Regions from separate parts of the Homo sapiens genome. Here region 1 is linked to region 2. Evidence: read pairs that join two places in POLR2A ChIA-PET (ENCODE). Cell type or tissue: GM12878. All regions are shown on one strand. Each heading gives the region's core, and the rest is flanking DNA. Links, peaks and the distances in the headings are about the cores only.

Region 1 (4,399 bases), core at 326-4,325, 51 kb before region 2:
ATTGTTCTTATCATATCCCTGGGTTTTGATCTTAGAGAAAATCTCTGTTACAAAGTGGCAAAGTAGACTATACAATCTCCCCCCATCTTTATGAACGTTAATATTCTGCATAGTTTTCTGATGCATTATTTTATTCAAAATCAAAAAGATTCTCTTACTTGCATACCACAAAACTCCTCTGCTATGTATGATGTTGGCATAAAATTCTGTCATTCTGCTGTTAAATAATTCAAAACCATTTAACATGACATGAAGAGACTTATCATTAAGCCACGGGCAGGGGAATCAAATGGAAAGAAAGTTCCTCACTGAGATATGTTTTCACTCAAATTAGTCTGTGGTCAGACACAAACACTCCCTGTAGAATCTGTTTCTTTAAGATTCTAAAAATAAATCTTGATCTGTAAGTGACTTTGCTGTAATACATACAGTGAGTCAGATCAAGGAGTAAGAGCCATTTATAGAATATGAACTAAACTCTGGCCTGAGACAACCATTTAACCCTCGCAAACAGAGAAGCGGCATTTCAGATCATGCAGTTTGATCTATAAAGCTATTTTGACATATAAAGACTCTTTTTTATGATGACTCTGGCTAAAAATATTAGAATATGCCTAGAGGCAATCACAAGGACAAAACTTTTGGTAACAGGAAGATTAGCTTGACTGTACATGGTACATCTATGTGTGCATGCTCAGAACGTATTCTAGGTATGCCTGTATTCCTATGGGCTGGACGCAGTGATAAGTTGCCATTCCATGCATCCTCCTATAAAGAAGTAGATGGGGACAGGTGCAGTGGCTCATGCCTGTAATTCCAGCACTTTGGGAGGCTGAGGCAGCTGGATCACCTGAGGTCAGGAGTTCAAGACCAGCCTGGTCAACATGGTGAAACCCTGTCTCTACTAAAACTACAAAAATTAGCCGGGCATGGTGGTGGGTGCCTGTAATCCCAGCTACTCTGGAGGCTGAGGCAGGTGAATCCCTTGAACCCGGGAGACGGGGGTTGCAGTGAGCTGAGATTGCACCAGTGCACTCCAAGACTCTGTCTCAAAAAGAAAAAAACCAGAAGAAGGTGGGAGTATTTTTAAAATTATTATTATTTTCAAAAATAGAGATGGGGGTCTCACTATGTTACCCAGGCTGGTCTTGAAACCATGGGCTGAAGTGATCCTTTTGCCTCGGCCTCCCAAAGTTCTAGGATTACAGGCATGAGCCACCACACCCAGCTGGTGGGAATATTTTAACTTGCATTCCATGGTGATTTAGAATGGCTTGTGTGCCCATAAATAAGTCATTGAACATCTCTGAGCCTCAGTTTCTTCATCTCTAAAACAGTAATAAATATAATCTGTACCTCAAGAGGTTGATGTAAGGATTAAACAAGATAAAGCATATAAAGTACTCAGTACACAGAACACAATTTTAAGAAATGTCAGCTAATATTCTGTTCTTCTCAGCCCTGGCAGTTATAGAATGGTGTAATTTTCTTTTTGTTCTTTCTACGCCTTTGCATGTCCCTTCATTTCTAGAGCATGTCTTCATAGTCTTGTAAATAGCTGCCTTATAGAGGGCATGTCTGGTGGCTACAGGTGGGTAAGGGTTTTCTTTCTCCTTCTGCATGGCTGATGTAATGAACATCTCTAAGGGGATATATGATTGAAGGGTGTGGGGAGTGTGTGTGTGTGTGTGTGTGTGTGTGTGTGTGTGAGAGAGAGAGAGAGAGAATGTGTGTATATGTGTAAGAATTCACATTGCGGAAAGAGAAATGTGCCACCCTCCTCACCAAGTTTCGCTCACAGGAAAACACGTTAATTGTTGAGTAGTCACATTGTGTGCACACTATCTCAAACCTGGCACACTGCAAAGAGCTGCTTTACAAGAAATATGACTTCATATCACAGTGTTAATCATTGACCTCCACCCTGGTAATAAGATCTTTTTTGGCCTTGTACAAGTAGAATCCACCTGAGACTTCCTCATCATCTATTCGCTAACAAATTGGCAGAAGTATTAGGAAATTTCACCTTGGCGTTTGGGTGAGTCTTTTCCATCAACATAGTTTATTTGGATTACAGGCTCTTCCTCAATTAAAACAATAAATCAGCCATTTTCATTTTCTTTTCACCTCTGGATATATGTTGTCCTTAATACTTTAAGTTGCAGTCAGAATGCTTGCTTGGTATGACGACATCATCCTGTCTTTCAGGTGTAGTTTCAGGGTCACACAGAACACTTGTGTCCGGAAGGTTGACTTCACAGCGCACCACAGACACATTCTGCTACTCAGGGGAGTGAGATCATGGGCTGGCATAAATTTATCACTCTTTTAAATGAACGGGGTTGAATTCTATCTACTAACCTTGATCAGGAGGCTAGTGATACTGGCTGTGTAAAACAAAACAAGACAAAATAAACAAGGGAAAACCACAGCGCATGTGGCCACTTTGTTCAGAAGGTGACACCACTGAATTTAGTCTGTGAAGGTCTTGTCACATGAAAGCCTAGAAATAGCTATGACCTAAACATGAGAGTAGAAGACAATCCGGTTAGAAATGAATGAACACATTCCATTGTGCTTGTATAGTGTTTAAAATCTATTTTGGGGCAAAAGGGGTATTGTAAATACTTTCCCTTGTTCATAACTATCATAACCCAAACTTTCTGGCTCTCAACATTTTCCAGTGACCCTGCATGCCTATAATTTTTTACACACCACCTGACCTGGCAAGAATTATGCTACCAGAGATGTGGATGCCCTGTGACCCCCACCCCCCAACCCCGAATCCCCAAGGCCAGCCAAGACTAGATTGGACCTTATGACTGATTCTAATCTGGATGTCTCAAGGGGCTGTCCTCGTCTCACTGCACAATTCCAAGGCCACTTGGTTCTGATGGCCCTTGGGAGATGCTGCCATATTAGGCCTGTGGAAATGGCCACATCATTCTAAAATTATTTTGGAAGTAGAGATTTAACATAACTTTTTGGATTAGCATTCAATTCCAAATTTGGGGCTGGGATTTAGGTAAAATTAATTTTAGGGACTTCTTATTGGGTTTGCGAAATGTTAATTCCAGCAAGTATTCCTTTATTCTTTAATACCGACTGGATCACAGACTGTGTCTTTTTTCCATTTGATTCTCTCTTTGGTAACAGTATTTCTAGGAAGACTTGGCTATCTGTATAGACAACTCCTGACTCTGAAGTGGTTGACTAGATAGGCTTATTACTGAATTCAGGTCAATTCGTGGCCGCCTCCTCTTTGACCGTAGCGGCTCTGGATGTCAATGAGAGGGTTAAAATGGGGCGAGCCTGAGGCCAGTTATGGAAAAGAGGAGGGAATAGGCATTTCCTGGATATACAGTTCCTAGTATCTCCACGAGGCCAAATATAATTTGTATCTAGAAACTTACCTTCTGCCTACCTTCACTACCTGAGAGAATTCCCTCCAGAGATAACGATGATCTTTTATTAGGCACCAGAGCGTGAAGATCTGGAGATGCTGAGACACAGCCTTAGAGGGTGTGCTTTCACAGGGAAAAGAAGCTCTATGATTCTTTAATCACAGAATTCCCTTTTAGCACTGTTCACTGAGACACTAGGTATGAGTGGCACCCCCCTCTTCCAAATGGATTTAGTTATAGAAGAAATAAAAGGACTTCCATATGGAAGAAATTAAAGGACCAGCCTGGGTAACATAGTGAGACCCTGCCTCTTTAAAAATAATAATAATAAAACAAGAACAAAGTGAAATAAATTCTAAAAAGTTTGGTTTGTTCTGAGTTTTTCTAGAAGAATCTATGAGACGACTGCAAAAATTGTTTCCCTTATCTATACAGATTAAATATATCCCCAGTTAAAATTGTACCGTTTTAAAAATTATTATTTTGAGAAGCTTCACTTCATCAAGTCTATTTTATTAAAATGATGCCCAAATTCTGCAGAGGCTTAGAAACCCATCAAATTTCATTTTTAAAAGTATGGCATGTAATGTATAGTATTTCAAATAATTTTCACATATTTTTTATAACAGAAAATGGGCAGAAGAGGCTCTGCCTCTTCCTTAATACACCCGAGGCTCAGAAAATACAACTAACCTAAGATCTCACCTTTGGCACATGACCAACATCCAGGTTGTCTGGCTCTGTGTTCAGTGCTATTTCCTATGAGCCTCTGCTCCCCACAAGACTTGGAAATGCCCTCTTGATTCTCAGGGTTTCCTTCATCGTCATCCTGGAGTAACAGAGGTGGGCTTATTTTATTTCATGAATGATAGTTTTATGTACATGACACATTTATTTTAGAGATGAGGGTCTTGCTATGTTGCCCAAGCTGGTCTCAAACTCCTGGCCTCAAGTGATCCTCCAGTCTCTGAAGTAGCTGGGAATACAGGCATGAG
Region 2 (4,399 bases), core at 93-4,092:
TTGACTCCTTTCAACAAAGCCGAGCATTCGAAGGGCCAGGTTAATGTTCTGTTTCTTGAATAGAAAACCAAACGCACCCACAGCAAACTCACAAAATGGTCATTACCCATTACCCATTACTCTCATTTCTTAAGGTGGGTCTTAACGTATCACAGCCATTCCTGGTAAGTTGAAAATGTGAGACAAGGTGCCCCTTCTGGAATATCCTAGGGAGGAATAAGCCAGTGTTCCCTGCAGGTCTGGAATTCTTATAACACCGAAAAACAAGAGGGAAAAGACCTACTGACAAATTGTGGAGCAGTTTCTAAGTTTTTAATTATCACTTCCAATATTTGACTGAAAATTCAAACAGAATGTTGATGCACATACCAAACACAGCAAGCGCCCCTTCTCATTTTAAACAGAATTCTGGAAGCATAGAGCAGCCAGTTCTCAGCGACCAGCAACAGAACTGTATCACAGCTCTTTGGCTTAAAGTTATTACCTTTTCTTCCTAAGAACCCATGTGCTCTTAAATCTTTTATTTCATCTTTACTCTCATGAGGCTGGAAAGAGCAGACACCATCCTCATTCTGGGGATAAGGAAGCTGGGCCAGAGATTCTGCGTTTCTGAGAAGCTCCCTGGAAATGCCCACGCTGCGGATCCTCAGACCACACTTGGCACATTGCGAGGGGCTAGAGCTAACACAGGATACCCAGAAGGGAAAGCTCTTTCCATCACATGACATGGAGTATCTGGTGTTCAATGACAGGATCTTTCTACCAATTTTTCCTCAATGCCTCAGTATTGACCATTTGCATAAATGAGAGAGAGGGGCCTGCTTTCTTTGCTTTGTCTACTCCAGAAATCAGCATGGACCAATGTAGAGGAAGGAGAGGGCTAATAAGGAGGCAGTAACAGGAAGGAGAGGGCTAGTAAGGAGGCAGTTACAAGAAGGAGAAGCAGGGAAGAATAAGCAGAGGGCGGGACGACTGTGGAAATATGGTGGTCCCCCTTATCCGTGGTTTTGCTTTCTACAGTTTCAGTTAATCGTGGTCCAAAAATATTAAAAGGAAAATTCCAGAAATAAACAATTCACAAGTTTTAAACTGCTCACCATTCTGAGTAGCATGATGAAACTTCATGCTGTCCCAAGCTATGCCCCCCAGGATGTGAATCATCCCTCCTGTCCACCGTGTCCACATTGTGGACACGCCCCACCCAGTAGTCACTTAATAGCTATCTCAGTTATCAGATGGAAAACACATATCACACACAGGGTTTGGTACTATCTGCACTTTCAGGTATCCATTGGGCAGCTTGGAATTTATCTCTCACGGACAGGGAGGGATTGCTGTACACAGAAGATGAGGTGATGAGTGTGGCAGCTCCCAGGAAGGGAAGGGCACACTCTGTTGGAGACAAGGCTGAGCTGGTAGAACTTCCCTCCACCATGTTTGTTCTGCGCACTATACTCTGGTCTCCATAACAACCATGGGTTTTCCCACAGTCATCTTAAAGTTCATAAATCTTGTCTGAAGAAATGATGACACAGAATGACTTGCTCCCCACCCTACCCCTACCACCCAAAGTCCAAGATCAAAACAGCTTCTACCAAGCAGAGACTCCTCCCTTCTCCCATCAAAAGCATCACTCTGAGCTCTAGGCAATATCATGACAGCCAGAAAAACCAACCAATCTGAGCACCAGAAACCAGGAGGAAGTCCAGGACATTTCCTGAGTTCCAGCCAGGACCCAGGGGCAGCCAAGGAGGGCTCCTTACCCGATCTGGCGGTTGGTGGAAGGTGCCTGAGTGATGACAGAGCTGGACTGAGGCGACGGCATGGCTTGCTGAATCACAACGTTGGTGTCATGGTTGGGCAGCCGAGCGCTGCTAAGCTGGTGAGTTCCGGGCCCCGTCATGGCCCCACCAACTGCATTATGCATCGAGATATTCTGCCCAGAGAAGACACAGGGGAAAGGTCAGGAGGAGTCAATGTTTTTATTCTACTCTCAAGCTCTCAAAGGCCAAAACTGGGAATCTAGTCATGTCAACTACATAGAGAGTTATGGCTTCCGGCAAGCCATAGGCCCATTCATCTTGTTATAACATACAGCTACGAGGAGATGAAAAATAACTACTCACCCTTAGAGTAAAGCATGTGAGAAAATGCCTTAAAGTTTCCTTACCACTCTGCTGCCATCCTGATGTGAGGTTTGCATCAGAGATATTTAGTGCCTGCCTTCTCTGACTTGAAGGATGAATATCAGATTTGAAAATGATTTTTGTGGTAAGTGCATAATACTGTGATTTAGTGAATAGTCACTCTGCATCCTGCTTTGCATGACAAGCACACTGGCTTTTTCCCTTTCATTTTTAGTCCTATAAGAGTGCCCAACCATATATATACATTTTTTAAGAAAACGACTACCTTTCCAAATCATAATCTCAGGACTGAGGACACAAGCTCAACAACCTGTGGAATGAGGATGCGTGATTGGAATACATGACAAGACATATGGGATCCAACGATCAGAATAAGAGTTGCCGCTTTCTGCTGTATTTTCATAAAATCCATCTCTCACAATGCATGGAGTAATGGAAACACAGAACAATAATCAAGCGTCTAGTTACTTGTTCCATGTCTTTTCCTCTGGAACATAGGATGTTTGTATTCACAACTCTATCCCGTGGTGCTTGGACCATAGTAGGCATTCCACAGATGTATATTAATAGCATGAATAAACCAGTGAAAGAACATGAGATGTCTGAGTCACTTATAGGACCTAATATCATGTATTTATTTCTGATGCCTTCAAATGAAGGCTTATATGTTTAAAATTCAAAAGTAAGTAAAATATGCGAGATAGGTCTTCATAGAAAAGAAAGTTACTCAGACACCCAGAGAAAATTCACACTGAGCAGAGAAGGCTGATCAACACATTGGGACCGAAAGGTGAGAAAGAAATTTAGAACCCAATAAAGAAAGAGAAAGCGGTGTAGTGCTTATGCCTGTAATGTCAGCACTTTGGGAGGCTGAGGCAGGAGGATCACTTGAGCCCAGGAGTTTGAGGCTGCAGTAAGCCAGGATTACACCTCTACACTCCACATTACAGACAGAGGGACAGAGTGAGACTCTGTCTCTAAAAAAGAAAAAAAAAAAGAAAAGAAAAGAAAGAGAAAGTGCTTGGCCAAACAAAGTAATAGGTAAGGGCAATAAGTAAGTCTTTATAAGTGGCAAGATACAGCTCTTCAGCCTAGAAGGGTGGGGAAATTTAAGAGGTCTATTGGACAATGGGTTGAAGATGGGAGGGAAAAAAATGGAGTGCCACTAGCAATTTACTAAAGAAAAAATATGTATCTGTCTGCGCTTTGGTGTTAGCAAAGAAAAAATAAATGTTACCCAAGAGAACTAGAAGTGGTCCTTTGAAGTTCTTTGGCAAAGAAAAGGATTTCCTGCACTACGTGTTAAACGATGGTGATAACATATACGGTATTTGGGGTGGCTGTGTCCATCACATTGCACCTTTCCCAGGTTTCTGATTTCTAAATCCTGACCACACAGTTTGTCAGGAGTCCAGATGGAAACTGGGCACCTGGCTTAGACTGTGAGCCTACTGTGTCGTTGTGGGACCCCAAAGGCAGGAACAGGCTTATATATACTCACAGTCCAAAGGCTTCTCTTATACACTGGAAAATTTTTCTGATGTGGGAAAACACTATGATTGGGTAAAGTAGGATGAAAGGAAATGGCAATGTGCATTGGTGGCAGTGCAGGAACACACTTTCGTTTTTTTATAGGATCTAGAGATTTAGAGAATTGGACTAAAAATGATTTGTGTTATTTCTTTTGAAACTGAACCTTGACAAACTTATTTCCCTGGGTCTTGAGGAGGTCAGAAACTATAGGTACCATTTAGTCCATTGTTTAAGTTCAAAGACACTTAACATTTTTCATCTTGTTCATAGTCACCTACTCTATCAATAATAGATCCAAGGCACAGAACCATTTTTGACTCTCCTTTTAGAATTATTGATGCTGTACAATTTAATTTTTAAGATCACAATCTTTAAATTCGCAAAGAAAAATATAAGACATATGACTCTCCTTGAATTATCCTGGATGCCTCTTTTCCATCACCCTCTTAGGCAGTTTCCAAGTCCTACAAATTTAACTAAGTGTCCCTCATCTCTTCCAATCTTTCCGTCCATCCTTCCACCAACCTATAACCAACTGCCATCATCTTCTATCCTTGTCTAGACAATGTTCTCCTTCATGCACTCTGGCTTCTTTTCCTCCTTTTTCCCATACTATAGCCACTGTGATCTCAAAATGCAAAAGTGATCACATTACACACAGCATTTGTGAGGTTCCCCTCCCACCCACTCCCCAGAACACACACCCTAAGCCATCGGTT

What was found. ChIA-PET counts read pairs that join two places held together with the same protein. Peaks named below come from ENCODE experiments on the same cell type or tissue, not always from the same donor. Only the 100,000 strongest peaks of a DNase experiment are listed, where the experiment ranks them.
Region 1: POLR2A ChIA-PET joins it to region 2 with 28 read pairs; 2 of 35 experiments call an interaction of 5 or more read pairs at or near these places.

Annotation. Positions count from the first base shown.
Region 1 is chr7:28,619,570-28,623,968 of GRCh38, reverse strand. The region is part of intron 5 of CREB5 (cAMP responsive element binding protein 5); the gene reads right to left. Among named protein-coding and RNA genes, the nearest start is that of CREB5, 210 kb to the right of the region's middle. In GM12878, for the core only: no CTCF peak of the experiment used is centred there; a DNase peak (open chromatin) is centred at 2,378; H3K27ac peaks cover 1,479 bases.
Region 2 is chr7:28,567,902-28,572,300 of GRCh38, reverse strand. It overlaps CREB5 (cAMP responsive element binding protein 5), which reads right to left. Exons shown (of 11, transcript NM_182898.4): 5 at 1,764-1,936. Among named protein-coding and RNA genes, the nearest start is that of CREB5, 160 kb to the right of the region's middle. In GM12878, for the core only: no CTCF peak of the experiment used is centred there; a DNase peak (open chromatin) is centred at 1,882; H3K4me3 peaks cover 1,239 bases; H3K27ac peaks cover 1,761 bases.